3 separate regions of the Homo sapiens genome follow, and regions 2 and 3 are each linked to region 1. A link is a loop called in an ENCODE intact Hi-C map of the cell type or tissue named here. Cell type or tissue: IMR-90. All regions are shown on one strand. Each heading gives the region's core, and the rest is flanking DNA. Links, peaks and the distances in the headings are about the cores only. Region 1 overlaps ATXN7L1 (ataxin 7 like 1). Region 2 overlaps ATXN7L1 (ataxin 7 like 1). Region 3 overlaps CDHR3 (cadherin related family member 3).

The links. Peaks named below come from ENCODE experiments on the same cell type or tissue, not always from the same donor. Only the 100,000 strongest peaks of a DNase experiment are listed, where the experiment ranks them.
Region 2: a loop joins it to region 1, with 6 times the contacts of the local background. A loop is called at or near these places in 13 of 110 quality-filtered maps.
Region 3: it touches region 1 in a loop (6-fold over the local background); 73 of 110 quality-filtered maps call a loop at or near these places.

The regions. Positions count from the first base shown.
Region 1 is chr7:105,770,934-105,781,559 of GRCh38, forward strand. All of the region lies in intron 3 of ATXN7L1 (ataxin 7 like 1), which reads right to left. Among named protein-coding and RNA genes, the nearest start is that of ATXN7L1, 100 kb to the right of the region's middle. RefSeq lists enhancers at 1,370-1,869, 4,722-5,305, 4,895-6,094, 5,306-5,889, 5,890-6,473. In IMR-90, for the core only: no CTCF peak of the experiment used is centred there; a DNase peak (open chromatin) is centred at 5,338; H3K27ac peaks cover 1,730 bases.
Region 2 is chr7:105,826,780-105,837,405 of GRCh38, forward strand. The region is part of intron 2 of ATXN7L1 (ataxin 7 like 1); the gene reads right to left. Among named protein-coding and RNA genes, the nearest start is that of ATXN7L1, 45 kb to the right of the region's middle. RefSeq lists enhancers at 3,171-4,370, 3,644-3,938, 10,561-10,626. In IMR-90, for the core only: no CTCF peak of the experiment used is centred there; DNase peaks (open chromatin) are centred at 3,032 and 3,792; H3K27ac peaks cover 1,533 bases.
Region 3 is chr7:106,002,755-106,013,380 of GRCh38, forward strand. It overlaps CDHR3 (cadherin related family member 3), which reads left to right. Exons shown (of 19, transcript NM_152750.5): 8 at 1,744-1,933; 9 at 10,106-10,277. Among named protein-coding and RNA genes, the nearest start is that of CDHR3, 45 kb to the left of the region's middle. RefSeq lists a silencer at 6,807-6,996. In IMR-90, for the core only: a CTCF peak has its summit at 6,913 (motif pointing left); a DNase peak (open chromatin) is centred at 7,067; H3K27ac peaks cover 1,401 bases.

The sequences.
Region 1 (10,626 bases), core at 4,100-6,599:
GCTCATGTCTGTAATCCCAGAACTTTGGGAGGCCGAGGCAGGCGGATCACGAGGTCAGGAGTTCAAGACCAGCCTGACCAACATGGTGACATCCCGTCTCTACTAAAAATACAAAAATCAGCTGGGTGTGGTGGTGGGCACCTGTAATCCTAGCTATTCAAGAGGCTGAGGCAGGAGAATTGCTTGAAGCCAGGAGGCAGAGGTTGCAGTGAGCCGAGATCGCGCCACTGCACTCCAGCCTGGGCGACAGAGCAAGACTCCGTCTCTGATAATAATAATAATAATAATAATAATAATAATAATAATACAGACCTACTGAATTGAATCAGAATCTGCATTTTTACAAGATTTTTTGGACGATGTATATGCACAGTAAAGTTTTGAGAATCAAAGGACAGGGAAGCAGGTGTCAAGCAGGGAGGAGGAGCCCCCTGATGTTCTCACTGAAAATTATGACAAATGACAAATCTGATTTATGAAAATAGGTCCTAGTAGTGGATCATAGGATTCTGAGTTCCCCTTTGTCCAATCCTACTTCAGAACACTTTCGGGAACTTGAGAGAGAGATTATGAGCTGTGAATGAAGTATCACTTGAACTTGAGATGTGCCCCAAAGCATCTCAGGGTGTAAAACAGTGAATCAGCCAAAAGTTCATGCTTCACAAATTAATCAGGGTGCCTCTAATCCCCTATGAATTAGTAGGCTGAGAAGCATTGCCAGTGTTTTGGGCCATGATTTCAATTCTTTATTGTAATTACCAGTTGACTGTAAGTGGGTAAAGTATGCAAAGATTTTTGTGTTATCTGAGAAGACAGAGATTGTGGATAACTTTAGTCTTTAAAAACTAAAGTTCTGTATGCATGTTAAAAACGTAATGGCAATCATTAAACATATAGATTTTAGAAATAAAATCTATTGTGACCAAGATACCAGGGGGAAAAATGGGGACAGGTTAAGGAAAATTGTACTAATCTAATGGAAGGCAGAAAAGGAGAACAAAGAAGCAAACAAAAAGCAATGTAAACGGAAATATAAATTAGAAGTTAGAAATAAGTCCAAATATATAAAGTAGTTACAATAATTGTAAATGGATAAAACTCACCTATTAAAAGACAATATCAGATTGGAATTTTTTTTTTTTTTTTTTTTTTTTTTTTGAGACAGAGTCTCGCTCTGTCGCCCAGGCTGAAGTGCAGTGGCACGATCTCGGCTTACTGCAACCTCTGCCTCCAGGGTTCAAGCGATTCTCCTGCCTCAGCCTCCTGAGTAGCTGGGATTACAGGCACATGCCACCACACCTGGCTTATTTTTGTATTTTTAGTGGAGATGGGGTTTCACCATGTTGGCCAGGCTGGTCTTGAACTCCTGACGTCAGGTGATCCGCCTGCCTAGGCCTCCCAAAGTGCTGGGATTATAGGCATCAGCCACTGTGCCTGGCCAGATTGGACTTTTTAAAAAGCCAGCGATATACTGCTTTACAAGAGAGACACCTAAAACAAAATGACACAGAAAAGTTGAAAATAAAAGATTGGAAAGAAATAAATGAGGCAAATACATATTGACCCAAAGAAAATTGAATAGCAATCTTAATCAGATAAAATAGAACCTAAGGCAAAAGCATTAATAGGCACAAAGACACCACTACTAAAAAGACCTCACAATTAAGCTTACATATACCCAACAGGACAGCCTCAAAATTGTAAAGCAAAAGGTGTCAGAGTTACAGGAGAGACTGACACACTTAGAATTATCACAGGAGACTTAAAACTCTCTTCCCAGAAATTACAGAGCAAGCAAACAAAAAATGGCAAGAATGAATAAGATTTAAACAAAATAAACAATATATGGAATACTGTACACAAGAGAGACATTAAATAAATTTTCTAATAATACATGATCTAAATTACAAAATATACAATAAATATATGGAACTCTGCCCACAACAGAGAGATTATATACATTTTTCAATCACGTGAGACATTTACAAAAGTGGTTCACATGCTAGCTAGTCACAAAGGAAGTTATCATGAATTATAAAATGGATAACCTATAACTAATGTTCTCTGACCACCATCAATTAAACAAGAAATCAAAAATAAAACAATAGTAAGGCCACTCCCTCACCATCCTTTACATCTGAAAACTAAAATCACATTCCTAAATTACCATCTGGCAGTGGTGTGGTTTTTTTCCTATGTGTGGCCTAGTTGCTATGGGACTAGTTAATTTACATGACAATTATCAGGGGTATCACAAGAAGCAGGAAACTCCCAGACCATTGTAGCTTCATTATTTTCTATTTTGAACTAAACTCTAAGCCAAAGGGAAAGTGAAGCACCTGATTCCCACAAGACAAGAAGGGCATGTGTGAATTAATTATGACCTAGTCATACGGCACTAGAAGCTGCTCTTGGTACATTCCCAGGCCCATGCCCTGCACTGCCACACTATACCCATCTCTTTCTGCTCGCCAGTGCTGGGTGGATGACGAGACTGTCCTTGAATTGCCCCTGGGACCTGGGAAAAGGTGCTATTTAATGGCTGTGGCACCTTACAATTAATGTCATCCTGGAATCGAGAAAATACCGTAGTTAACTGTTTGTAGGGGACCTTCTGTCTGCTCTTTCACTTCTGAAAAAGGAGTGGGAAAGGCTAAACAGGAGACACAGGGGGAAGATATAGGCCCAGGTATCTCAGGAAAAATGAGCACTTCCCCCTAAAAATCCCCCCAATCAAAACCAAAACCAGATGGATAGTTCCTCCCCAGGATGTGCTACCAGTCCAATGCAACTCCAGTGCCGGCTGAATAATGAAACAAATACAAAAAAGAAACCCCCTAACAACTTAAAAAGGATGGAACGCAGGATCGTGGTAACATTGATCAAATCACATTGATGGCAGGCCTACAAGTTGTGTAGACAAGTGAGGGTCGGGGAGAAGTGGTTAAAAAAAATAAATGATAGGACCGTAGTTCTTCAGCCTGCATGTGGGGCACCGGGGAGGGCAAAAAGTCCAGTGGTTTCTTGGCTCACAAACATTACAAGCCACAGAGGAGGGCAGCTCTGGGGTACACCCTCTTCCTCTGGCCACCCCACTTGTCTCCCAGGCTGGCTCTGCACTGCCACCATCACCAGTACCCACCTCAAAGAGCAGCTAAGGCAAAGGTTGGCCATAAGGGCTAGAAGTTCCTCACCACCAAACCCTAGGGACCCATGGGTTTGTTGTAAGAATATGACAAAGGCAGCTCAGCCAAGAAAGTGGGAGGAAAATTTTCAAAGGGCCACCATCTAGCCCCTGCCTTCTTAAACGCACCGGGAAACTTGATTCATGTTTTTGGAGCTAGTGTCACTATCAGGATGATGCCCAGAGCTGACAAATGCAGGTCACAGGATTAGGGTGTCAGTCAGAGCCAGCAACCCTTTTTTTTTTTTTTTTGAGACAGAGTCTCCCTCTGTCACTCAGGCTGGAGTGCAGTGGCACGATCTTGGCTCACTGAAACCTCCACCTCCCAGGTTCAAGCGATTCTACTGCCTCAGCCTCCCTAGTAGCTGAGATAACAGATGTGTGCTACCACACCTGGCTAATTTTTTGTATTTTTAGTAGAGACGGGGTTTTGCCATGTTGGCCAGGCTGGTCTCCAACTCCTGACCTCAAGTAATCCACCTGCCTCAGCCTCCCAAAATGCTAAGATTACAGTGTGAACCACCGCGCCCGGCCCCGCAGCCTTCTCATTAATAAGAAGAGCACTACCATATACTCATTAATAATGAGTATTATTAATGCGCTTTGGTTAAGAGGGTTGCCTCATTTAAGAAGGTGCTTGTTTAAGAAGATTACATATGGGGTGGAGGCAGCCACTTATAAAGATGAGCAGAAAACCACAGCCACAATGTAAACTAAGCCATTGTTATCTTAGGAAAATGCACCCCTAGAGAAGGCTTCGGAATTTGAGAAAATAATTCAGGGGGAGAAAAGCAAAGTATCTATGACGCTAATAAACAAACAAATAACAGAAACCAAATCTTAAGACATCTGTAGTTCCAGCATGGTAAAACAAAGACAATGGTTGCTTTCTCTGGAAAAAAAAAAGATTATTTTTTCCAGGTAAAGTGGGATTCATCATAGTGAAATGGTTTACTGACTCTTTCATCCTTTATGCCCCCCAATTTATGTTTTGCCCTAGACCTATCTATTTCCTATGAGTCTCCTATGCAGCATTCCCAAATTTGCACCCAGTTTTCAGAAGCGCCTGGCCCTGCAAAGGAGCAAGGGAAAGGTCCTACCCAAACAATCAACGGTATTCCCCGATTCTAGGATGCCATTAATTGTGAGATGTAACATTAGTTTAACAGCACCTTTTTCTGGGGAGGGGGGAACCCAGAAAGAAAGCCTGGCAAAGTAGCTCTACACATCATGGGAAGAAGCACTGCGGGTTTAGAAAAGATATAGCTTGGAAGTATCTTTAGAGATTTGTAGCATCTGGGGGCAAGCCTGCACACAGGTTTCTAGCATGTGACACTCCAGGAAGGAGTCAGTAACTCTCCGTGATCCCAGATGAAGACATAAGAATCGGCTCCTTGAGAATACTCCGAGGGCCTCCCTAAAGAAAATTGATGCAGAATGCTGCAGCTTACATGGGATTGGGTTCTAGTGTCAGGGTGGGAGGCGAAAATCCTGTAGGACAAAAACTCCTCTTGAAAGAGTACAGTACACGTAGTATGTGGGACAGTGGGCCCTTCCCATGGCCAGTTTCTCCTCCAGAGTTGGGAAACATCTTTGTTTCTTTGCTCAGACACCAGACGAAAGGGTGAGCTAGTGTCTAGGCCCACGTTCTTAGGAAAAACATGCAGTTTTGTTGTTCTTGTTGCCCACTGCATGTGGCTGAATTTGGATGAGGGCGATGTGACTCCAATGTGAAATAGATGCATTTTTGTTTTTGACTCCAAGACCTCTTGGCGCTTTAATGTGCTAATAGCTGCTATGAGGCTCTGGGAGGGGGAGTCTGGCACAGTTTCCCAAGGGTATGCATCTACCCAAACCCTTGTTCTTCGTATGGGCTCACTGTTCCAGAGAAAGCACTGTTTGGGAGATGCTTCTCTGCTTATGGCTCAGGATAGGGAGAATTCCGAGATGACCTTTTGAATCAGCGCTGCTAACATTCTTTACTCAGATTTAAATACAGGAATGTTTGTTACCCGAATTCTCCTCGGTGGATACAGCTCTGAGGAATGGAATGGAGCAGCCTGTATGGCAAGGACACACCAGTGATGAGTCAGAAGCCAGGGGTCACGTTACAGCGAGAGCCCTCCAGCAATCAGCTGTGGTCAGGGATCAAAGCCATGGCCTCCCCACTGCTCACAGAGGGATGCCTTTCCAACTGCGTCTCAACAGAGTTGGTCATTCTCTTTCAAGCAGCCATGTCTTCCAAATGATTGTACTTGCTTACATGTGGAATTTGGCTTATTCATAATTGGTGAGCCAATTTCCCTTCCTTGCTGGCTTCCTTCCTTCTTTCTTCCAAGATTCTTTTTTTTTTAAGAAAAACAAACAAACAAACAACCCCCCCCCCAAAACAAACAAACAAACAAAAAACAGTATATTGGGCATCAACTTTTGAGATCCAGCACTCCTTGTGTGGACTCAGGGAATTGAATGGTGAGCCTGACAGGGGTCCTTGTTCCTTGAGAGTGTGAGAGGGGGGAGGGGTGGATAAGTACATAAGAATTTGCACCAGCCACCATATATGCTAATATTGGTGAAGCAGAAGGTGCCAACAGCACTTGAATTTGGGATTGGAGGAGTGCTTCCTTCTGCCTGTTTATCCACCTGTTTATCCCAGACACTTTTTTTTTTGAGACATAATCCTGCTCTGTCACCTAGGCTGGAATGCAGTGGCACAATCTTGGCTCACTGTAATCTCTGCCTGCCAGGTTCAAGCGATTCTCGTGCCTCAGCCTCCTGAGTAGCTGGGATTATAGGCACGTGCCACCATGCCTGGATAACTTTTGTATTTTTAGTAGAGCTGGGGTTTTACCATGTTGGCCAGGCTGGTCTGGAACTCTTGACCTCAGGTGATCTACCCACCTTGGCCTATCCCAGACACTTCTGAGTGTCTACTAGAAGCCAGGAAAAGTGCTCCCTGGTGGGACTCAGCGATGCCCAAGGAACAGTCCTAGCCTTCAGGAACTCACTGTCTAGTGTTCACAGTGACTCTTCTGCACAGTAATCAGTGCTATAGGTCACAGAGATGCAGAGGGCAAAGGAGCCAGCTGACGATTGAGTTGGGTGGCAGCTAAGCCCAGCATACATGCCAATAAAACACTGAGGGTACTGCCAGCCTAAAAATGGTGCCTGTTGGTGAAGCAAAAATGAAGTCATCTGTCCTTGGAAAAAAATCTCAAGACACAAATAAAATCACCTATTGTCAATTGGCTATTGTCAAGGCCAACAACCCTCAGGTTGCTAACTTAGCGACCTCTTCTCTTTAGTGTCTTACTCAACCTCTTGGCATTTGACATGATCTATGAAACGCTTTCTTCTCTTGGCTTCCGTGTAGTCATTCTCTGCTGCTTTTTCTGCCAAGTCACTGGCCATTCTCCTTCAACCTAACTCTAAATAAATGTTGACTCTTCCCTTTCCAATCTAATCCAATCCATTCTGTCAGCAAATTCTGTCAGCTACATTTCCAAAATAGATCTCGAGTTTATCCTTTTCTCTCCATCTCCACGGCTACCACGATGATCTGTTACCGCTAGCTATGCATTAGCTCCTTCCGGGTCTCCTGGGCTCCACTGCAGCCAGAGTGAGCTTCAGAAAACAGAAACCAGATTATGCCTTTCCCTCACTCAATACCCCCCAGTGTCTTAGCACCACACGTAGAGTAAAACCCAACCTTCAGACTCTGTTCTACATGACTCTGACATTCTGGTCCTTGTCTACTACTCTGAAGCCCTCAAATGTGCCTTGTTTGTTTTTACTCTTCTGTGTTCTCTGCTGGGACACTCTTGTGACAGCTTTTCACATGGCTTGATCATGTATTTGTTTATGTTATTTAACCTACCAGAACATAAGCCTCAAGAAGCCAGGCCCTTATTTGTCTTGTTCACTAATGCATCTGCAGCATTAGAACAGTGCCTGGCATATAGCAGGTGCTCAATAAATATTTTTCAAATAAACAAATGAATTGAAACCATGTGACTCTGGAGAATGTAATCCAAGACATTCAGCCTTCAAGAAATAGGCTTTGATGAGATAATAAGTAGAAGATTGTTTCAATTAAAAATGAATTCTGGCTGAATGTGGTGGCTCATACCTGTAGTCCCAGAACTTTGGGAGGCTGAGGCAGGAGGATCGCTTGAGCCCAGGAGTTTGAGACCAGCCTGGGCAACATGGCGAAACCCGCATCTCTACAAAAAAAAAAAAAAAAATTAGCCAGACATGGTGGCTTATGCCTGTGGTCCCAGCTACTCGGGAGGCTAAGGTGGGAGGATCACCTGAGCCTGGGAAGTTGAGGTTGCAGTGGGCAGTGATCATGCCACTGCACTCCAGCTTGGGCAACAGAGGAAGACCCTATCTCAAAAAAAAAAAAAAAAAAAAAAAAACAAAGACTAAATAATCCTAAAGTTATGAAGATCCTATTAATTTATTTCTAAATTTGAACTGAACCATTATATCTGCTGTGTGCTTATTTGCAACATTTCTACTCGATTCACAGAAACATGAAAAAAGAGAATTTCACTGAATGGAGGAAATTTATCTACTCTTTGTGAGTCTCATGGATCTGCTCATTTGTTGGGGATAAACAAGAAACTACAGGTAGAATTTTTAGGAGAACATATGTGGTACCCACTCCATCTCTTCTACAAGCTTCCTTCTTTTTGCTTTCATGTATTTAAAGGTCTATTTCAAATGCTGTGGTTAAGGCTCTAAACACATTCCCTATTACCAATTTATTTCTCCTTCTCCCTTACCTCAAAATTGTGTTCAAGTTCTCTGCCTATGCCAATAAGCAGAGAAGATCAGTGGTGTGGATTAAAATGAGAAAGAGCAATGAAGCTCACCTGCCCCAAGCACCTGTTATTTACTTTTCAGCATCCTACAGGGGATGGAAATGACTTTTCTGCATCAAAGTTTAGTTATGGTATTGCAGCGAGTTTGAGACACAAAACATATAACTGATGTAGTAGTTAAGGCACTCTGGAGTCAGACATTGGAATTCTGGTTCTGCCAGTTACATCAGCCTGATCTTGAACAAATTTCTTAAGTCCTCCGGGTCTCCCTTTCCTTGAGTGTGAGATAAAGATAACACGACCAGATATCACCTTAGGGTGATGGCATGATTAAATAACACATTAAAATGTTTAGCACATAGTAAGTGCTCAGTAAGTGTTTTAGCTTTATTGCTGTTATTTTTATCCTGCATTAGGGGAGTGAAAAGTGGGACCAGGTCAACCTGCTATGTTCTGGACCCAGCATTAACTTTAATTTGAGCAGTAGCAAGTCCAAAATATAAAAACTTGAAGTGAAGCAAAACATGGTCCTACTTAGTCGTAGATTCTCTCGGTTGTAATGCTTGATTTATGGGATAATCCTTCGTTAATCAGTCATTCTGTCATTTCTTTCCTTTGAGATTTTCCTAGGGTCCATCATAAGGATTTCCTTAGCATCTATAGTGTAACTGCACTTTACTAGGGATGGTGGAAAAATGAAATAAGCAAAAACAATAGCAGACATTGTTTCTGATCATAAGGAACTCAAAAGATGATATCAATACCAGGAGTTAATTCTGGATTTGGGAAAGACTGATCAAATTCAAGTTAAAAAAATTCTACTGGTGAAATAAAGTTTGCACAGATTCCTGTGCTCTTGCCAAGTCTTATTAATTAATGTTATCAAACGACAAAGAATATGTTCAATGAGAATAATTTCCTTTATTTTATACTTCTGATGTTAAAAAAATCTAGTCATATAAAAGACAACTAACAATAACAGTAACAACAATTTAATGTCAGCAAACAAATCTAACTTAATTGACAAAAAAACCCAAGCCCCACGCAATGGCAATCAACACCTTCAGAAAGGAAGTCTTGGCGGGATAATTAGCAGGTGATAATGCCCCTGACACTCTGAGAAGCCCAGGGGGCACTGACATCAGGAGGGACTAACTCTCTCTAGGGCTCAGAGGCACACATGGTTTGTCTCTTCCTCAACCAGAGGTCACCTGGAGATAGACAAAATAAAAAGAACAATTGCAGGGAACCTTGGATCCTCATGATTTAGGCTCCCATGTGTAGCACTGCTGAGACATGCTGTTCTCAGTATCCAACCAGCATCAGCATCTGGATGTACACAGAAGGATGGGGTGCCAGCCAGGACATGCCATGCCTCACTCCAGGGGTGAGTTTCTGCCACTTATTTATTTTTCTGCTCAGCCTCTCTGCTTTAGCTCACAGTTCATTAAATTCTACTGCATCACCATCAACATGAAAAACAGCTACTTGAAGGGCATTCAAAAATATAATCAGAAAAGGGAATAAAAAGCCCTCTCTGAGAAGGAGGAAAAAAAATCTAATCCTCTCTTGTCTATTGAATGACATCCAGGTTCTCTGGTTCTAAACCATTTTTTTTTTTTTAAGTAGCAGTGACATCCAAGGATTATCTCTGTCTGATGGGCGGGGTGTGCAGCCGTATGGCCTTCTGCTGAGAGGACTAGTGCCAAGTGTGGCAGACAAATTCTGTGGGATCTGTGTACATGAAGGTGTTATTTCTTTTGCCTTTAAAAAAAAATTATTTTGAAGTGGAAAGGACTGCAATTTTATGGACTGCTGTAAGATAACTTGTTTTACACTTTGCATGTATGTGTGATGGGGAAATAATTCCAATGGCTAGCTCTGTGCAAGCTGAAGGAGTCAACTTTCTACATGCGGCTGTGATTCCACAGAAGTCATTTCTGGGCATAAACACATATTTTACTTTGATAAAAAATTTAAATACAGAAAAGCATGAAATACAGTATAATAAACAGGGGCATGTTATATTTTACGGCAGTAGTTCCCAACTGGGGGCGATTTTGCACCCTAGGGGCTATTGGCAATGTCCCGAGATGGTTTTGGTTGTCAAGATTAGGAGTGGGGTAGAGACTGCTATTGCTATCCAGTAGGTAGAGGTCAGAGAAGCCACTCAACATCTTATAGTAAGACACAGAATGAGCCCCACAGCAAAGAATTATTCAGCCCAAAATGTCCACAGTGCCCATGCTGAGAAACCCTGCTTTACTGTAGGTAGTTATGTAACTATATTAGAAGATAAGGACCCCCCAAAAAATCCTACTTCTTTCATTTAGGCAAATCAGACAACTCACCATAAACGTTCACCCCAATTACAAAACTACAACCTGGATCTACCTATTATTTTTTTCTTTAATTACAATAGTCCAAATTGACTGAAAATACACAATTACTAAAAAGTAATAAAAAATTTTTTTCCAGTATAGGCACCTTGCACCTCCTTGTTTTTGTCTTACATACATGCCTGTGCACACACACAGAGCATCATCCTCTGCCCTGTCCCTGGATTCTCTCTGGGCTGAGGTAAGGACCCACCACAGCTCTGACAAGACGAAGAGT
Region 2 (10,626 bases), core at 2,748-5,247, 54 kb after region 1:
TCCCATGGTTTTTATACAGGTGAACAGAGAAGTCTGAATGGTAGATGATTTTGGCAAAAGCTTGAGACTGGGGATGAAAAATGATGAGAAAGATAGTAGCTGTAATATTTTACAAGAGACTTACAAATATTTTACCTTTGGGATATAGAAGGAAGAGCTGATACGGTTTGCCATCGAGGACAAAGGTATGAAAAAGACACAAGACAGCAGGGACCACCTGAACTACAGGTGTCCAGGAAGCACAACATCTCAGAGTAAGGCCACCTTGGATTCCACTCCAACCTGTGTTTAATGTATGCAGAACGGAAGGCGAGGTTGAAAAGGAAAGGATGGGGACTCTGTCTTTGCTGGCATAAGCAAGCTCTGGGTCAAGAATACAGAAGAAAATCTGACAGTCAAAGTGGCATCCATATTTGCTGAAACTGACTTCTCTTGTTGGATTTGGAGCCTCTTTCCAAAACAAACAGCAAACTTCCTTTAGATCCAGGCAGTAAAATTCATTTTTATATCATTCATTAAACATTTAAACCATTCACTTAAAAAGAGAACAAACATTTTTACTGTGGTAAAATAAACCACTCATTCTCATGGACACAGTACTCTTTTATGTCTTTAGGAGAATAATAGCAAATGTTTATTGAGTATTCACAGTTCAGAGACCATTCTAAGAGCTTTATGCAAAATATAGTTGACCCTTGAACACCATGGGTTTGAATTGCGTGGGTTCACTTATATACCAAAGTTTTTCAACCAAATGAGGTTGAAAATACAGTATTTGTGAGACATGAAACTCGCCTGCACAGAAGGCTGACTTTTCATATATTCGGGTTCCGCAAGGCCGACTGAGGGATGTGAGTAAGCATGGATTTGGTATACCCAGGGGTCCTGGAAGCAATTCTCCGTGTACACTAAGGATGACTGTATCTTGTTTAATTTTTTCAACAACCCTATGAAGTAGCTACTATAGATCCACAATCCCTTATCCAAAGCTCTTGGGCTTAGTGGTTTTCCCAAATTGAATTTATCAGGTTTTAGTAAGGTCATATGGTGTACATTATATAACACCCCAGCAGTCGGGCTGCATCCTATAATCAGAAACACTAATATTTCTGCAGTGAAACATAGGAATAATCACACTAATTTGGATAAAGTGCATAATAAATAGTCATATGTCAGTTCAGGGCAGACTTTGATGCCAAATGAGTGTGCCTCAAATTTAGGGGAAAAAAAACAACTTTGTTTTCAGAGTGCTTGAAATGCACTCTTCAGAAATACAGATCAGAATTTTTATCCCTATTTGATAGATGAGAAAACCAAGGCACAAAAAAAAATTACATAACTTGCCCCAAGGGTCAGGGATTGACCCAGGCAGTGTGGCCCCAAACCTAGGTTCTTAACTGCCCTTGCCATATTGCTTCCTTGTATGTGGCTCACAGTTTAGGATTGGGGTTTAGAGGGCATAAATTACATTTTTACCGCACAAGTAGTTAAGGAACATGGTATTCAGAACCAAGCAGAGTCCTGCTGATATGGAAGACAGCCAGGTGACATCAATGCTTCCCATCCCTGAAGGACAGGGAGAATGACCTGGAGGAAGCCCAAGGCGTGGAGTTGTCCATAGAAGATCTTGAACCAGAAAGGCTCCAGGCACACACAGCATCTTGGAAAGGGGCTGTGCTTGCTTTTAATCCCATGGGATGAGGAAAATACAACAAAGTCCCAGATAAACCAGGTAAATATGGTCAGGGAGACAGGTGAATATGAATGTAAGAACTGAGGAGGCAACAAAGAGAAATAATGACTACTCTTTATCAAACACATACTCTATGCCAACTACTGTACTAAGCACTTTGTAAGCAATATCATGTTTTTTCCATGCAAAAAGTTTCTGAGGGAGAAACCATTATTATTCTCATTTTATAGAAGAAGAGGCTGAAGCTAAATGCACACAGTCCACAGTTTGTTGGAGGCAGAGCTTAAGGGGAAGAAAGAACTGGTGGGAGAAAAAGTACAGGGTTTGGAAGCTAGAAAATTCACTGAGGGAGATGAGAGCTGTGAGCACTGACAATTTCTAAAGAAGCAATACATGGACTCCACCGGCAAGGGTATTCATGGCTTATGCAATGAGAGCTATTTTCTATGAAGATACTTCTCAAATTATGTCTTCATGGGATAATGCCTTTGACAGGGTAAATGAAAAGCAAGTTTAAATACTAGATAAGCAGTCTTATTTGCTTTTTCACTAGGGAAGATAAGCAAATATGTAGCTCCCAATCTCCAACTTGGAGAAGGCAATCAATACATTTGACAGGCTGCCTGCTCAGTCCTCAAATAGTGAAGTGAAAAAACAGCCATTTCTGGGCCAGGCGCTGTGGCTCACGCCTGTAATCCCAGCACTTTGGGAGGCTGAGGCGGGTGGATCACTTGAGGTCAGGAGTTCGAGACCAGCCTGGCCAATATGGTGAAACGCCATCTCTACTAAAAATACAAACAAAACAAAACAAAACAAAAAAATTAGCTGGGCGTGGCGGCGTACACCTGTAGTCCCAGCTACGCGGGAGGCTGAGGCAGGAGAATCACTTGAACCTGGGAAGTGGAGGTTGCAATGAGCCGAGATCAGGCCATTGCACTCATTGCACTCCAGCCTGGGTAACAGAGTGAGACTTTGTCTTAAAAAACAAACAAACAACAACAACAACAAAAAACCAGCCATTTCCCACTCAGAGAGAAAGCTCCTATGGGCCAGCATGGAGGAAGGAGGGGAAATACTGGGGCAATTTTATGGTGATTTACTTAACGTAATTAACAGCTACAAAACACCCACAAATATACACTCATTGAGAAGATCCACACTACTGCCAGGGTCCCCATCTTCAACGTAACCAAAATCATAGATTTCAGCATGCATTATCAAAATGCATTTACTAAAGTAAGGCTACTTCCAAAGACAGAGGAGAAAATATAAAACTTCCTTTTCAAACTGGCCAAAGACAGAGTATTGTTTACATTCCAAGCAAAATCACAAGCACTTAACAACTGGATGTTACTACGACCTTACAGGGACCTTCTCTGGAAAGAAGAGGTTGAAAAGAAAACAGTAGTTGTTGCAAACTGTGCAAATCAGGTTTTCTAAAACATTCCCTGCAGGAAAGCTGTTGTGGGGCTCAAAGCTTACCCTTTGGGGGCAAGCCTTCTAAGTAGGCAGTAATAAGAAGCCTCCTTGTCACTGGGGACACACGAAGTGGCTCACTCAAAGCTAATAGTGGTAGATGTTACCCCATCCCCCGACAGCCCCATTTTAAAGATGAGGACAAGAAGGCCCTGGGAGGCTCAGTTATTTATCCTACTAGGTCACGACAAGTATAGGAGGTAGATCCAGAAATGACCTGGGGGTCTGTCCCTATAACTGGAGCCTCTATGGCAGAGCTGGAAGAGGGGCTGGAGTCTTTATTTCACTTCATCCCACTCTTCAACTTGAGCAGGGGTTCCATGTTTATCTGTTTTACTGACTCGGCTTTGCCTTAAGATTTTCTTTGGAAAATGATTCTATCCTTCAAACAACAACATCAACAACAAAGACAACGGTTTTGAAAACCACTGCCCCATACCTGTGACTAGAAGAGTTGTTTAATTCCCCCTCCCACCCAGCCCTGCCCCATGGCGGGTGTGGGGTATGGCCATTGATGACTGTGGAAGAGGATAAGATGTCACTGTGTAGGAAATGTTATACATACCTAACGTGTGATTTGGCAGTGGAAGATAACATCTGAGTCATCAAGCAGCCCCACATCAAAACAGTAAATCAAAAGCAAATGATGTGGGAAAACAAATTCCTGTATTCTTACAGAGCCTGTGTTGGGAGGATTCCCATCCCAGGGCTCTTAACCCATAAATCAACAAATCTCTCTCTTCTCTAAGAGGCAGCTAGAACCAACATTCCTGCTTCCACTTCTGTGCCAGGAAAGGGAGATTAGGACAGTGCCTGCTATGCCATGTCAGGTCCAGTGGCCTTCCATGGGACCTGCACTTCCTGGGACTGCACTTCCTGGGACCCCAGCTGCAAAGAGTGTTTCACTTCTGCAGAGCAGTAAGCATTTGAAAAGGCAGGGTTCACAGAGCTGTCCTATTGAGACTTTAGAGACATCTTCAAGTCCAGTGCTTCTCAATCTACGTCCACAGGAGCCTGGGATACCTTGGAAGTATCTCAGTTCATTCTGGGGGCATCTGCCCCTTCTTCAACCACAACAGTTCCTCTTTTTGCGTTTTATACAGAGGGCTCTGTGTAAAGTTTGGATAAAGAATGAGGTGCTCCAGTCCACCTTTACCGTAGATGGGGTGACTGGGGCCTAGAGAGCAAAAGTAAGTTGTGCAGTGTACACACTTGTTGGTGACCAAGCTCCACCCTGCCTGACCAATGCATGCCCTTTATGCTACCCTGGTTACATGAAGAATTCTACTTCAAAATAGCTGTATAAATGCAAATGCCATGTAGTCTCTTCACTGTAGCGAGAAAGGCTGAAAGCACATTAGGCTCATTCAGGAGGTCTCCTAAATTGCTCTGGGAAAACCCTGGGAGATTTAAAATGCCTAGAAAGCAATTTGTTGTAACAGCGCTTCCAAATTTCCAATTTCCAACTCTGTGGGCTGAGCTGGGCAACAGGTGGACAAAATCATTACATAAGGAACATCTGCTGACACCCACTATAAAAAGGTCGTGGCCGAGGAACTATGAAAAGTGCTCTGGGATGCTTTTTGTTAAATATGGCAGGTTGATAAACTATGTCTATCTCTACTCTCTCCTGAAGCCCCACAAAAAATGACAGTAAATTTAATTTTAAAAAGCGTAAACTACCAGAACAATGTGATAGTCCTACAATATAGGAGATGAGAGTAGACCCAAGATGCCAGTAAAATTCTGGATGCTGCTGCAGAGCAGTTGGATAAATGGTAAATGACTTAGCTGAACACAGTTAGTGGGTGGGGTGAAGTGGGGGGCATTGACATGGGCTGATTTTAGCCCCCAAAGCCCAGAAAGGCTACCCTTGAGAACAGGGATGTGGGGTGGGCTAGGCATGGGAAGCTTGGTGGGAACTCTGTATAACCTTCTACCCTGGTATCCTTTGCTTCTTCTCTGCAAAAGACTGAAGAAATCAGAGTTGTTTAAGAAAGGACATGTAATAATAGTATGGCAGGTCATTCAGCTGTGAGTAATACTCACATGATCATAATAATATAAGCCCCTAATGCTGATTTAGTGAGAAATGGCCATGTGACTATATTGGAAGGCTGCATGGAAAAGGGGTGTGCAGTGGGGAGGGCCTATTGAAGAAATAAGCCCTCACTTTTCATGGTGGCAAGTTAGTAGATAATATAAAGCTTTTAAGAATCTTGAGATGGCAGGAAAACCCAGTTACTTGACATTATAGAAGTAAACAGAAAAGAACAGTGAAAAATTTTTTCAAAGTATTTGCATTTGGGGAGTAGAAATTGAGAATAGGGAGGGGATTGCTAATTTTCTGCAATTCGGAAACTCAAGAGCTCTGAAACCAAGTTTTACCTAATTTGGTGACTAAACTGCCTTCATAACAACACCTGACCTGAACTAATGTGAGGCTATTTCTAGTCTTTATTAATCTGTTTAAGTGTGAAGATTACGATTTGCTACAGAAATACCTTATGTGTTTGATGACAGGTGACGCCCCAGACCTCAGTGAGTGTAAATCGATTACTTTTCCAAAGTCTGAATAATTCTGAATTCGAAAACACACCTGCCCCCAAGGGCATTGCAGATGCCCCTGCACCTTCTGTGCACCAACAACTTGGAGTAGTTCTGGCCTCTTCCCTTCCTCCAGTGCTCACCCAGCCACTGCCTGCCTGACTTCTCCACGGAAAGCTTTGAAAGGTGAAGTTTCCACTTTGCATTCAACATGTCCAGAACGGAACTACTGATTTCTCTCCTCCCCAGAGCCTGCTTCTTACACAAGTCTGCCCATCGTAGTTATACCACCATCATTCACCCAGTTGCTTAGACAAAGAATCTAAGAATCTTCCTTGACGCCTCTCTTGCCCACATCCCACCTTTAATCCTTCAGGAAGTAGAGCCAGCTCTACCTTCACAGCTGCTAACCACATCCATTACTATCCCAGCACAAGCCTCCCTTTCTGACTTCCGTGCTTCTACCTTTACCCCAGAAGAGCAGATTCTCCACAGAGCAGAGCTTTTAAAAACAGAAATCAGACCATGTCTCTCCTGATTAAAACCCTCTAATGGCTTCTCACCACACCAGGATAAAGTCCTTACTCCTCACATCACCTGCAAAGCCCTGTATGGCTTGGCTTCTGCCTCCCCCTCTGACCTCCCACCCTATCATGTTCCCCTTCCTGCCTCAGGGTCCTTGGATCTGCTGGTCCCCAGGTCCCCTAGACTCTCCTGACCCTCACTGGCTGTTTCCTCAGATCATTCAGTCTCCCTTGACCACCCACAGCCCCTCACTCACTATCTCCCTGCTGCATTATCTTTTGTTCACTCATCTTGCCCCTACTAGATCGTAGGTGCCGTAAAGGCAGGGAATTCTGCAGTCCTGTTAACCCCTGGAGCCCCTGTATTTAGGGCAGAGCCTGGCACACGCTACATGATAAATGAATACCCATTAAATAAAAGAGCAAATAGATGTACTCACACCATTTAGAACGTAAAGAATACAGCGAAGAAAATAAAATCAGCCTTGGAATCCATTGCACAGATATAGACATATACAAATAAATATGTGTGCTTAGTAGTAAAAATAATTGGTAATGTTCTATATCTTAATAGGGATTTTGGTTTCATGAGAGTATCCATTTGTCAAAACTCAGAGAAAGTATAGTTAACATTTGTACATTTCACTGTATGTAGTTTTTTCCTCAAAACAAAAAACCAAATAGTTAACACTAGTTAATGATATGCATGCTGGAGTATCAAGGGGAAAGCATGCTGATGCCTGAAATTTACTTTAAAATGCATTTAAAAATCAGATGCATTATTGGATGAAGAAGAGGGGGTATAGATGATAAAACAAATATAATAAAATGGTAATGATACAGCCAGTGGTAGTTATAAGGAAGATTTCACTGCAAAATTCTTTCAACTATGCTATGTGTTGAATATTTTTATAATAAAATGTTGGGAAAAATTAATTCGGATATTGATTACAGTCAGTATTCAACATGGTTTACTGAATATTTTATGGTATTTTCCCATGTCATCATTGTCTTTGTTTTGTTTATTATTTATTTATTTTTGAGACAAAGTCTCACTCTATTGCCCAGGCTGGAGTGCAGTGGTATGATCTCAGCTCACCGCAAACTCTGCCTCCTAGGTTCAAGCAATTCTCCTGCCTCAGCCTCCCAAGTAGCTGGGATCACAGGCATGTGCCACCACGCCTGGCTAATTTTGTATTTTTAGTAGAGACAGAGTTTCACCATGTTGCCCAGGCTGGTCTTGAACTCCTGACCTCAGGTGATCCACCTGCCTTGGCCTCCCAAAGTGCTGGGATTACATACGTGAGCCACCACGCCTGGCCTCATCATTGACTTTGAAAGCTTGGCTTCACCCAGCTGTATAGTATGCCACTGAATGGATATATCACAAATTACTTAACCAGTCTCCTATCTTTGGAACTATGGGCCACCTTCAATTTTACACTTTTATCAACAACAGAGTAATGAAAATCCTTGTATATAAATCTGTGTGCCTAATGTTTGCCTACTCAGTTTATGTGCCCAGAAATGCAATACTAAGGTCAAACGTCATAACATTTTAGGATCCTGATACGCACACCTACCTTGCTGAAGGGTGCTATTCTGATGGGTATATTCTTATTTTCTGATGAGTCTGTAAGTTTCTTGAGAGAGAGCAACTGCTTTGCTCTGCCTCCCTCACTGGGCTGAGCGTACTGCCACACACACTGTAGGCTTGCAGAAAAACAACTTCAATAACGTTCAGAGAACATGACTAGAACGAATCCTGCCACACTGCTGAGAACGGGGAGAGGTACTCTTCTTTACAGGAAATTTGAGGCTGCCTTTTTGTGATGGAGTGGAGGGGAGAGGGCTGCAGACGAAACGCAATCTAGCAGCCAAAACCAGGGTCTTTCAGATGCCTACTGGGAATCCAGGGCCAGTTTTTCCCAGGGCTAAAAGTGGTCTCTGGGACTCACTGAATGGGTTTTGGTTGAACCAAAACAATGGAATCCTCTTGACCCTTAAACAGAATGAGGTCAAGCTGCATGAATGCTGGGGGAGAGGCAGGGTGCAGGAGGGGCTTCACTTTCTGTGCTCCATGCCCCTGTGGAAGCTGTTTTTTTTTTTTAATAATTTATAAGTGTGTGGTTTTTTTTTTTTTTTTTTTTTTTGAGAAAGGGTCTCACTCTGTCACCTGGGCTAAAGTGCAGTGGTGCAATCATGGCTCACTGTAACCTCTGCATCCCGGGCTCAGGTGATCCTCCCACCTCAGCCTCCTGAGAAGCTGGGACTACAGGCGCATGCCACCATGATAGGCTCATTTTTGTATTTTTTGTAGAGATGGATTCTAGCCATGTTGCCCAGGCTGGTCTTGAACTCCTGGGCTCAAGGGACCTGCCCACCTCAGCCTCCCAAAGTGTTGGGATTACAGGCGTGAGCCAGTGTCCAGCCTTAATTGTATAATTAAAAAAAAAAAAAGTTTCCGGAGGTAAGGGGCCCAAGTTGGTGGGTTGACTCTTTCAGACCACGCACTTGAAATCAGCATGTGAGTCTTTCAGCCTGAACTCCAGTAGACCAGCATTTCCATTTCAGAGCTCAGCGGAGACGGACTCCTCACTTCACACACTGGTCTTAGTCCAAAAGTTCATTTGTAAGTTGTGGTTTGGAGCTTGGAACATATTTCCCTATACAATGGAGACAGTTTCTCTTCTGGCCAACAAGAGCTTTTCTGACCCTTCATAAAACCAAAATAAATCCCATTTTCTTAAAGGATAGAAAAACCCTATTAACAGAAATACTGAAGGGACTTTCACAACACTGGTGACAGAGGCAGAAATTTTTCTAAAAAAGAAACTTTCTTGGGAAGTTTGGCTAGTGGCACCCTTCTCTCTCTCTCTCTTTTTTTCAAGAGGAAGAATACCAAGGGAAAAAAACCCTCAGAACTTTCTGAGGAAACCAGCTAAGGGATAAAATGTGAGAGGGTAAAGAAGTCTTCAGAAACTGTGAGAACAAGCTTGCTCTGAGGTGAAATGTCCAATTTATCCAGGGAAGAAGCAGCTGGCACGCGCTGCATCCCCAGAGTAAATTAAAAGTAGAACGGTGACAGCCAAGAGAGGCAGTGCCCCAAACCAGGAGGGCTGGGGGAGAAGGGGCATGGGATGGCACTGGGCTATGGGGGACCAGAGATGAAACCCACAGGAACCCCAAACTCTTGCAGTGAAGGGAATATGCCTACTGCACAGAACATGGAGGTTTCTATCATGTTCAAGAGAAAATATTTAGCCGAAAGTACTCTTATACCTGGACCCTTGAGAATTTAAGCCTCTGAATCACACAAGAGCTTCAGGGTCACCCAAACAACCAAAATGACCCAAAGATCAGAAAAACAACCGAACAAATGAGACGAATGTGTTAAAAAGCCCAGGAGAGAGTGATTAGGGAGAAAATGGGATGCCAGCATTTAAATGGTAGGGCAACAAACTCCCAGCTGAGGGTGATGTTTCCAGAGAAGCGGGGAAGGAAAAGTAAATTATCAGGGACAGATGGCAAACAATATCAGGTGGCATAAGCATCCCCAGAAGAAAGTGTTAGAACTGGGAGACATCAGGGCAGGTGGTTCCCTCCACACATCTGCCTACTCCATAGCACCTGGCCCTGAACAGAGTCTCAAAGGACATCTCAGGATTTGAAATCATCTTGAAAGCAGTCTGTTAGGCTGTTCTTGCACTGCTATAAAGAAATACCCGAGGCTGGGTAATTTATAAGAAAATAGGTTTAGGCTGGGTGTGGTGGTTCACGCTTGTAATCCCAGCACTTTTGGGAGGCTGAGACAGATCACCTGAGGTCAGGAGTTTGAGACCAGCCTGGCCAAAATGGCAAAACCCCATCTCTACTAAAAATACAAAAATTAGCCGGGTGTGGTGGTGTGTGCCTGTAATCCCAGCTACTCGGGAGGCTGAGGCAGGAGAATCGCTTGAACCCAGGAGGTGGAGGCATGGTACTGACATTGCTCGGCTTCTGGGGAGGCCTCAGGGAGCTTTTACTCATGGTGGAAGACGAAGCGCGAGAGAGTGAGTGGGTGGGGGGAGGTGCCACACACTTTTCAAAGATCAGATCTTGTGTGAACTCAGAGCGTGAGTTCACTTATCACCAAAGGGATGGCTCAAGCCATTCATGAGGGGTCCACCCCCATGACACAAATACCTCCCACCAGGCCCCACCTCCAACACTGAGGATTACCTTTTAACATGAGATCTGGGTGGGGACAAATATCCAAACTATATCATAGTCATCCACTGGCCTTCTGATTCCTTCCTACTTCTTTGAATCTACAATGCCCTAAGATGCACCATTATTTTATCTACTAGTAAGAAACAAGAAACCAAACTACCCAATGATAACACA
Region 3 (10,626 bases), core at 5,732-8,231, 230 kb after region 1:
AAGTAAAAAGAAATAGGAGAAATTAATTTTAATTAGGTATTTTTAACATGTATAAAATATTGTTTCAACATGTTATCAATACTTAAAGGTCATTCATGGCCAGGCATGGTGGCTCATGTCTGTAATCCCAACACTTTGGGAGGCTGAGGCCAAAGGATTGCTTGAGCCCAGGAGTTTGAGACCAGCCTGGGCAACGTAGTGAAACCCTGTCTCTACTAAAAGTTTAAAAATTAGCTGAGTGTCATGATACACACCTATAGTCCCAGCTACTCAGGAAGTTGAGGCAGGAGGATCCCTTGAGCCCAGGAGTTTAAGGCTGCAGTGAGCTATGATCATTCCACTCTACTCCAGCCTGGGTGACAGAGCAAAAACCTGTCTCAAAAAAAAAAAAAAAAAAAGTGATTCATGAGATATTTCATATCATTTTCTTTGGTACCGAGTCTTGGAAGACTGTTGTATGTTTTGTACTTACAGTACATCTCAATTTGGATTAGCACCATTTAATTGCTCAATAACTCTCATGTGACTAGTGGTAACTGTATGGGACAGTGTCATCTTGGTCAATCTGCCAGACTGATGGGAGTTATTTTTCCATCTGAATATCTCTGAAGGGGACTTCTCTGCTCTTCTATAACCATCTTTTTCTGGGGCCTTAGTACACACCAGGCATTATGCTGAGTGATTATTCACATACATCTCATCTCAAGTACTCAAGATAGCAACTCAATGAACTATCATCATTCACATTTTACAGATGAGGAAACTGAGGCCTAGGGAGAGCCTCAGGCAGGTCAAACAATTTGTTCAAGGTCTTACAGCTTGTAGGTCATGAAGCAGAAGTACCAACCTAAGCTGCCTGATTCCTCGGGCCTGTCCTCTTAACCACTACCGGACTGTCCCACCTTTATAAGTCCTGATTGCATCACCAAAAAGGACGTCCAGCCTTAGACAATGCCAGAAAAACAATGTCCTGTTGGCTCCTTAGGCTTTCGGGCAAAAGACACCTATTCCCAGGAGAGCCAGGCAAAGGCAATAATTGTGCACTGCCTCTGAAAACATCCTGATGCCCTGTCAGCTGATAGTGTAGGGACAACCATGGTTGAGAATTCTGTTCACTCTAGTGTTGCGAAATTCAACTTTTAACAAGTAGAGTGAGGTTTTTGGTTTTTTTCTGAGCATATTTATTAAGATTTTTTGGTTGCAGGTAACAGAAACTAAGGTAAACCAACCTAACCAAAAAAAAAAAAAAAAAAAAAAGAAAGAAAAAAAAGGCAGGCACATCTATCAACAGGATTCTGTGCATCTCTTAAGAAAATGTAAAAAGATGGGGACATAGAAAGGATGTGACCCAGTGCTGCTCCAGGGACCTTGGTTCTGTAGCTCCACTATTAGCCTGACTGATCCTCCAATGTGTGCCTTTCAGTTATAAATTCTCCAATAAGAGAGCCCTCTGGGTCAAGCTGGAGTCAGTTATTCACCAGTCCAGTCCACTCTGGGCAAGGGCCGCCACCAGGGACCCAACTCTGAAGTACAGTGTGAAAAATCCTAGAAGGGTCAGGCCAGATACCCCAATGAATGTCTAACACAGGAACTTAATGGGTTTTCAAAAATGTATTTGTATAGAGATTATGCTCTGCATAAGCTCTTCCTCATGTTCGAATGGTCTTTTCCAGTTTTCTCCAAGTTTCTGTATTCCTTTTCATTTCTCTTCAAAGGGTCACGTTCTAACCTTTGCTTTCTCAGTGACTGGTACAATCCAAGTGGCCCAAAGGATAGACCGAGATGCAGGTGAATTGAGACAAAATCCCACCATTTCCCTGGAAGTTCTAGTGAAGGACAGACCATATGGGGGTCAGGAGAATCGCATCCAGATAACCTTCATTGTGGAAGACGTCAACGACAATCCTGCCACATGCCAAAAGTTCACCTTCAGGTATGCACACTTTGAAAGTTGGGCTGGACATTCTATCTCTTTGGTGGCCCTCTGCCCTTCTGCTTCTCTGGTATATTCTCAGGAGAATTATAAGCATTTGGAGAAACAGCTCAGTAGAATAAATCGATGTGAACTGTTCACTGTTGTCCACAGGTTTCCTTGTTATCGTCCTTTTTTCTTCCCTCTCTTTCATTTTCCTTCTTCATTATCTCCCTTGTTCACTTTCTTACTCTTAAGAATTATTTTTTATTTTGCTCCCTTCTATATCTGGCTCATCTCTGTTGGTGAAAAGGACCACAGGGACTTGTTAGGCCCTCCCTGGACTGTGCCTGTTCTTTGTTTATTGCCACGGGTGGCAAGATGGGGCTGTTAGTTAGCAGTTATAATAGACGTTTGAGACTTAGGATCAGTGAATAGGAACTCCCAGGAAAACATACCACCAGCCAGATGAATAAATCAAACCAAGTACTTAGGTAAAACCAAACAAAGCATCGAATTCACCTTACACAACTTAATTGAATATAAACAAAAGACATCCGAAAGGGAAAAAATGCAGATACAAGTGGGATACAAGTGATCTTGTATATTTTGACTCATTCTTTGTCCTACAATCTATTTGCTATTATTTTACAATAAAGTCCCTTGTGATTCTGGGTTAATAAGCTTTTTGAAAACAATATTGTCTTTCTACTATTTTGTCAAAAAGCCACATGATTAGTACTTGCCCATATTAGCCTCGTCTCTGAGGTTTTGTTCCAGCCAGTCTCTGGTCTCCTGAGAGGCTGAAGAGGGCTCTTTGGGAGGAATTGGGGTTGTGGGGAGCAACTCCACAGCAGCCCTTGCTAAGAGACAGCCCTGTATCTGGAGCAAGGCTGAAGATCAGGGTGAGTCTCAGCTCCAGATGTCCCCATGGGGAGAGTCTCCTGAGTTTATCTTTGAGTGGTTTTGTAAGTTTTCTCCAGGCGACTCTGGACATAGACCCAATACATGCAGAGGACAAAGGACCCTAGACCAGGATTGCCTAGGAGAAGCAGGAGAAATAGAAATTCCTTTATTATACTCATGAATGTCTCCCTGTTGTCCCAAATGGCATGCCCAGTATAATGTTAAAGGATCCATGTGACCTCGAGTCTGATATCAAAACGGTTAAACTCTGTTCTGGATGCACCCCTGACTTATCCCTTTAGATCCAGTCTCCACCCTGCTCTGTGCTCCAAGACGCTGACCTGGATGGATACCGTATTAGACTGTTTTCATGCTGCTGATAAAGATATACCTGTGACTGGGCGATTTACAAAAGAAAGAGGTTTAATTGGACTTACAGTTCCACATGGCTGGGGAAGCCTCACAATCATGGCAGAAGGCAAGGAGGAGCAAGTCACATCTTACATGGATGGCAGCAGGCAAAGAGATAGAGCTTGTGTAGGGAAACTCCTCCTTATAAAGCCATCAGATCTCATGAGACTTAGTCACTATCACGAGAACAACTCAGGAAAGACTTGCCCCCATGATTCCATTTCCTCCTACCAGGTCCCTCCCACAACATGTAGGAATTCAAGGTGAGACTTTGGTGGAGACACAGCCAAACCATATCATCCTGCCCCAGCCCTTCCCAAATCTCACGTTCTCACATTTCAAAACCAATCATGCCTTCCCAACAGTCATCCAAAGTCTTTACTCATTTCAGCATTAACTCAAAAGTCCACAGTCCAAAGTCTCATCCGAGACAAGGCAAATCCCTTCTGCCTATGAGCCTGTAAAATCAAAAGCAAGTTAGTTACTTCCTAGATACAATGGGGGTATAGGCATTGGGTAAATACAGCTGTTCCAATGGGATAAATTGGCCAAAATGCAGGTGCTACAGGCCCCATGCAAGTCTGAAATCCAGCAGGGTAGTCAAATCTTAAAACTCCAAAATGATCTCCTTTGACTCCATGTCTCACATCCAGGTCACGCTCATGCAAGAGGTGGGTTCCCATGATCTTGGGCAGCTCCATTCCTGTGGCTTTGCAGGGTACAGCTTCCATCCTGGATGCTTTCATGGGCTGGCATTGAGTGCCTGTGGCTTTTCCAGGTGCATGGTGCTAGCTGTCAGTGGATTTACCATTCTGGGGTCTGGAGGACAGTGGCCCTCTTCTCACAGCTCCACTAGGCAGTGCCCTACTAGGGACTTCGTGTGGGGACTCCAATCTCACATTTCCCTTCTGCACTGCCCTAGCAGAGGTTCTCCATGAGGGGCCACCCCTGCAACAAACTTCTGCCTGGGCATCCAGGCATTTCCATACATCCTCTCAAATCTAAGCGGAGGTTCTCAAACCTCAATTCTTGACTTCTGTGCAGCCGCAGGCTCAACACCACATGAAAGCTGGCAAGGCTTGGGGCTTCCACTCTCTGAAGCAATAGCCCGAGCTGTACCTTGGCCCCTTTTAATCAAAGCTAGAGCGGCTGGGATGCAGGGCACCAAGTCCCTAGGCTGCACACAAGAGAGGGACCCAGGGCCTGGCCCATGAAGCCGTTTCTTCCTCCTAAACCTCTGGGCCTGTGATGGGAGTGGCTTCCACAGAGGTCTCTGACATGCCCTGGTGACATTTACCCCATTGTCTTGGTGATTAACATTCAGCTCCTTGTTACTTATGTAAATTTCTGCAGCTGTCTTGAATTTCTCCTCAGAAAATGGGATTTTCCTTTCTATCGCATTGTCAGGCTGCAAAATTTCCAAACTTTTAAGCTCTGCTTCCCTCATAAAACTGAATGCCTTTAACAGCACCCAAGTCACATCTTGAATGCTTTGCTGCTTAAAAATTTCTTCTACCAGATACTCTAAATCATCTCTCTCAAGTTCAAAGTTCTACAAGTCTCTAGGGCAGGGGCAAAATGCCACCAGTCTCTTTGCTAAAACATAACAAGAGTCACCTTTGCTCCAGTTCCCAACAAGTTCCTCATCTCCATCTGAGACCACCTCAGCCTGGATTTAATTGTCCATATCATGAACAGCATTTTGGTCAAAGCCATTCAACAAGTCTCTAGGGAGTTCCAAACTTTCCCACATTTTCCTGTCTTCTTTTAAGCCCACCAAACTGTTCCAACCCCTGCCTGTTACCCAGTTCCAAAGTTGCTTCCACATTTTCAGGTATCTACAGCAGAGCCCCACTCTATTGGTACCAATTTACTGGATTAGTCCATTTTCATACTGCTAATAAAGACATACCCGAGACTGGGCAATTTACAACAGAAAGAGGTTTAATGGGCTTACAGTTCCACGTGGCTGGGGAAGCCTCACAATCATGGCAGAAGGCAAGGAGGAGCAAGTCATGTCTTACGTGGATGGCAGCAGGCAAAGAGAGAGCTTGTGCAGGGAAACTCCCCCTTATAAAGCCATCAGATCTCATGGGACTTAGTCACTATCACAAGAACAGCACAGGAAAGACTTGCCACCATGATTCAATTTCCTCCTACTGGGTCCCTCTCACAACATGTGGGAGTTCAAGATGAGATTTGGGTGGGGACACAGCCAAACCATATCAGATACCAACCAACTCCCTTGCCTTCCAGCTTCTAGTTGGCCAATGGGGAGTCCTGGAAAGAGAAGGAGAGGAGGGTCAGGCTCTCTCTTTGTGAGCTGGGTGCATCCCTTCCCTGCCTGAAGATCTCCATTCCCAAAAGCAGCTCTCTGTCGCAGGACCTGCTTCCTCCACTGGCTTCCCTGGGCCTAGTGGTGGTAAGGGTGCTTCACTCTCACGAGCCCTGAGATATTGCACCATCTGATGAGATTTCCATATACTCTGTGAGCACCTTCTTCATAGTCCCTTTACTGACCCCTCCTAGAATGATCCTAATTCACCAGCTGCTTCCTGCTGACACCCCAATAACGTCAGTCACAATCTTAAGCATGTAGTAGGTTCCTATCCCAACCTAAGCCCTACAAGTCCATTAGATGGGTGGGGACAGCTGCATGGGTAGTTAGGATTGTGACTTCCACACCTTTACGTGCATAAATTGAGAGATGTCTGGGCCCAGGGGATGGAGTGGAGACAATTTGCAGCATCACACTTACACTTTCTTTGACATTTTAAATCTGTGCTAGAACTCTTGGGTGGTTCCAGTACATCCTGGGAAGCTCCTGCCCTCTTCTGCCCTCCTGCTCTTCCTTGTTCCTCTGCCCTAAGAGGTAGGGGGTGAAGGTTAAGAAGTGAGAATGCCTGGAGAGGGCTGTGCTGTCTCAAATCTTCCTTGTCCATTTTCTCTCTTCAGTGCATATCTGTTAATTGTATATTTGGCTTCCTGCAGTCCAGAGTCCCCTGGAGTATGGGAGGACAGTTTGCAGACTGTGTTCCATATTAGCTGGTGAAACTGCAATTCGAATATCCTAGACTGTCCAGGCAAGACCAAACAGAGTCCTGCACTTGATAATCTTCCCTCCAGATTAGCCCTGAAGGCCAATGTGAAATCCGTAGCTGGACTAACTGCATTTATTACTGAAGATAATCTAACCAAGGCTCAAGTTCCCTCTTTGGGCTCTTCTAGCGGGAGGAACTCTCAGCCACCCTATGAACGCCAAGATGTGAGGAAGGGCAACGAAAGGGACCCCTCCTCTGCAGTTCCAGGGGCGGAGGTCTTCAGCCTAAAGCCCAGCCTCGCGTCCCAAGGCTGCATAAGGGCGGGTGCGGAGAGGGCTGAGAAGCCCTGACCTGCAGCACCCGCCATCCTCCCAGCCTTATACCTTCTCCAGTCCAACTATGTCAAAGCCAAGCACGCAAGCAGGTCAAAACAGAACAAAGTGACAATGGCATGGTTCTGCCACAGTCTCTGACACTTGCTCTTGAATGTTTGTTCCTTCCTTGGAGGCTGTGGGCGCGGTCTCTGCTGTGGAGTTCTTGAGAGCAGGTGGCAGAGCGGGTGAGGTCAGCGCGGCTGCTGGAGGCGGTGTGCTGTGCTCCCGCAGGGAGGAGGGCGGCGTGGAGGAGGCGGGCGCCCCCTGCTGCCCGCGCGGGCTCCTGCAGGCTCCCAGCCTTTCGTACCGTGGCCCCTGAGGCTTTCCCAGGCTGATGATGAATGAGCCCAGGGCCCGACGGAGGCATCCGAGGCACGTGACAACCCCCGCTCTGGTTGTAAATTGTCAGGCGATTCAGTGAAAGCGCTTTGCAAGCTGTTTGTGAGCAAGAGGCGGAGCAGTTTGGCTGATTCAGAATGGGCTGGACACAGTCAACTTTGCATGGGGAGAGAAACATGGTCTGATGGCTGGGAGCGAGGGCAGCTCGCTTTTGAGGCAGGGATTGCTGAATGAGGGGAGTGGCTTTCCAAGTTAGGCGTTTAGGGGAAGAATACCAACTGTCAGGGACGAATGAGAGAACAGGCCAAGCAGCCCTGGAGGGCCAAGTGAGGAGGCCTCTGTTGGAGTGCCTGAAATGTCTGGCTTCGGGACCTTGGATTCTTTAAATGATGCAATCTCCTGGCTTCTGCAGAGTTGAAATCAAGGCTTAGATCCCCAAACCATCTGTGAGCCTGGATACTTATGCATGGAAGTTAAAGTTTACAGTGACTCTAACACTGCAGAGGATCAAGTCTGGATACATCCACTTTCCTGGACAGGCCTTGAAAATGCTCGGAACCACTCTTTCTTCCCCTGTGCAGTGGGGACAAGAATACAAACCTCTCTGAGATGAGGAAATTAGAGATAGTGTTTTTAAAGTGCTTGGTATGATACAGCATGCAGTTGGTGTTTAATAAGTGGTGTCTCTTCTAAGTCCCTATGAATGAAACCATGACATTGTGCAATCAAGGCAGGAATGTTCAGACTCCAATCCTGCTGAAATACAGAGGTGATCTTTGCCAATGAGGCATCGTGGAGACTCCATTACACGCTCCAGCAAGCAAACCTGTTATCCTCAGTGGCCCATGACCATTCTTGCTGTCAGACTTTGCTCCGTATGCACTGAGCCCAGAGCTGATTTTATCTGCCATGAAAAGAGGATGTGGAACAAAGAAGGGAACAGAGTTTGGTTGCAGAGAGAAGTGTATGCTCCAAGAACCAGATGCTAAGATGGGATTAAATGTGCAAGGCTATTATTAGGGGAGATGCCTGTGGCAGAAAATGGGGAGAGAGATGGACAAGGCTGGGCAAGTCATCAGATCATGATGCAAGGCTGATCTGAGTGAAGGAAAGAGGGAGAAAAGGTAGTTGGACATATTCTAGGCTGCCATGCAGTTAAGGAGTGTTCAGCTAGGGCATTGGGGGTCCTGGAGCCAGTGTCAACTGACATAGGACAGGAATGAGCCTTAGTATCTTTGCCATGACCAGTTGTTGGTACGTGGCCTCACCACAAACACAGTGATGGATTTCAGAGCCCAGCAGCTGAGGCCGATGGTCAGTTATGCTCTCATGGTTAAAGGTCTTCCAGGCACATTCTCATGACAGCCACGATATATTTTTGTAAGAAATTCTACCAAGGCAAAATATGATTAAGATAGGTAGCCAAAACAAACAAAAAAGAAAGAAAAGCCGCAAATTCCTCCCTGCTTGCTCTTTATGCATGCTCCTTTGCAATGTGATTTTGCTATTAGCTCCATCAAGAGATGGGTCTCCTTGAATCTGAGCTTGACCACGTGAATTGCTTTGACCACTGGAGCATTCACAAACATGGCACAACGGAGGCTTGAAAAATGCATGTGCCTTGGGACTTGCCCTCTCTTGTTACTTTTGGAACCAGAGACCTCCATGCAATGAGCCTAGACTAGCCTCCTAGAAGATGAGGACAAGAAGAAGCAGAAATCAAGCACCTTCCCACCACCAGGCATGTGAGTGAGGCCATCCTAGACTGTCCAGCCCCAGCCAAGCTGTCAGTGACCACAGAGACCAGCTAAGCCAAACTAAAACCGAAAGGACTGTGGGAAAACCTATAGTACTGTGAGAAACCATAAATGCTTGTTGTTTTAATTCACTCAGTTTTGGGACAGTGTGTTATGTAGTAAAAACTAATTGATATCATTTATGTCCATTTTATAGATGGAGGAACTGAAACCTGGAGACATGAGAAAGCCCCTCAATGAATGGAAGTCTCAAGGTGTTCATTGGTCTTCCTCAGAGCCTCCTACAGCAAGCTGGGCTTGATCGGAAGGCTCTGAGTTTGGGGGTAGCTTTACTCATTTGTGTTATTTGCCTAAACCCTGGAGTCTACTGAGATCAAGACCCCCGAATTTGATCATTAATAAATCTCTTTTGGATGAATAATATAAAGGTGTTAGGAGGCCCTTCTAGGCCATTGAAGCCACTAGAACAGAAGTCAAGGAATTCTCAATCTTCAAAGCATGGGAAATGAGGGGTACAGGGATTCTCCCTAGCCCAGTTAGAAACTCCTTCAGGCAGGACGTAAAATTTATATTTCTCTTCTATTCTTCTTCACTACTGTGCTAGTCTTATAAGTCTATTGTTCATTCATTCAACAAATACTTATTGAGTGTGCCAAGAAAAAAGCAAAGATCTTTGCCCTCATAGAGTTTACTTTCTAGGAGGGAAATAGAAAATAAGCAGAATAAATAAGAGAAATATATGGTGTACCAGATAATGATGTGTGCTAGGAATTAAAAATAAAGAGGGGAATAGGAGAGGAAGTACCGGGCAGGGAACATTGCCATTCTAGATAGGGTAGCCTCACTGATAAGGTGACATTTGATTAGATAGATGAAAGAAAGTGAAAGTGGGAGTCACGTGAGTATTTGTGGGGAGAGGATTCCACAGCTAGTGCAGGGAAGCTGAGGCCAGAGCCTCATGAAGAGCTCAGGGAGCACCAGAAGGCCAGAGTGGCAGGAGGAGAGTGAACAAGGAGAAGAGCTAGTGGGAGACGAGTTCAGAGAGGAAAAGGAGGGCACGTCATGAAGCGTCCTGCAGATCAAAGGTGGGACTTTGAGTGAAATGAGGAGCCATTTGGGACTTAGGAGCAGAGGAGTGACGTGATCTGACAACATGTTAGCAGGATCCCTCTGGCCGCTGTGTTTAAAATAGCCCAAAAGGTAGCAAGGGCAGAATCAGGGAGACCAGTTAGGAGGTGACTGCAATGACCATGGACTTACTTTGAATTGCAGTTAAAGTAGAGGTGTCTAGCCCAGGGCCCATGTGAGAAGGAACAGTCGATTACCATTTATTGGGGGAAATACTGGATTGTGTCTTTTCACCAGCATTATGGTGCCGGAAAGAACAGCCAAGGGGACGTTGCTTCTTGACCTAAACAAGTTCTGCTTTGATGATGACAGTGAGGCACCAAACAACAGATTCAACTTCACCATGCCATCTGGAGTGGGGAGCGGCAGCAGATTTTTACAGGATCCAGCTGGCTCTGGGAAGATTGTGGTCAGTTAATGGTCATTGCATCATTAAAAGGGCATCGGGAATTGGTCCAACATGCATCATGCTTTTGCTGCCCCATAGAGAGAAATTTCCAAGGTAACCCCCTCTCAGAGCGACTGTAACTGACAGGCTTAATAGTGAGTCTGTGTTCCCCATTCGCTCTTTATTTTACCCTGGTTCCAGGAATCATTTGTTACACATAGTTGTGCCTGGGCTGCTGAGGACTGGATTCTTCCTTGCATAGCATGCAGTTTGTGTGCCTGCTTAGCGTGCCTTCACAGACACGTCAGTGCCCTCTGTGCTCAGGCACTTTTGTTTATTTGAATGCTCATTCCCGGCCCATAGAGCTGTG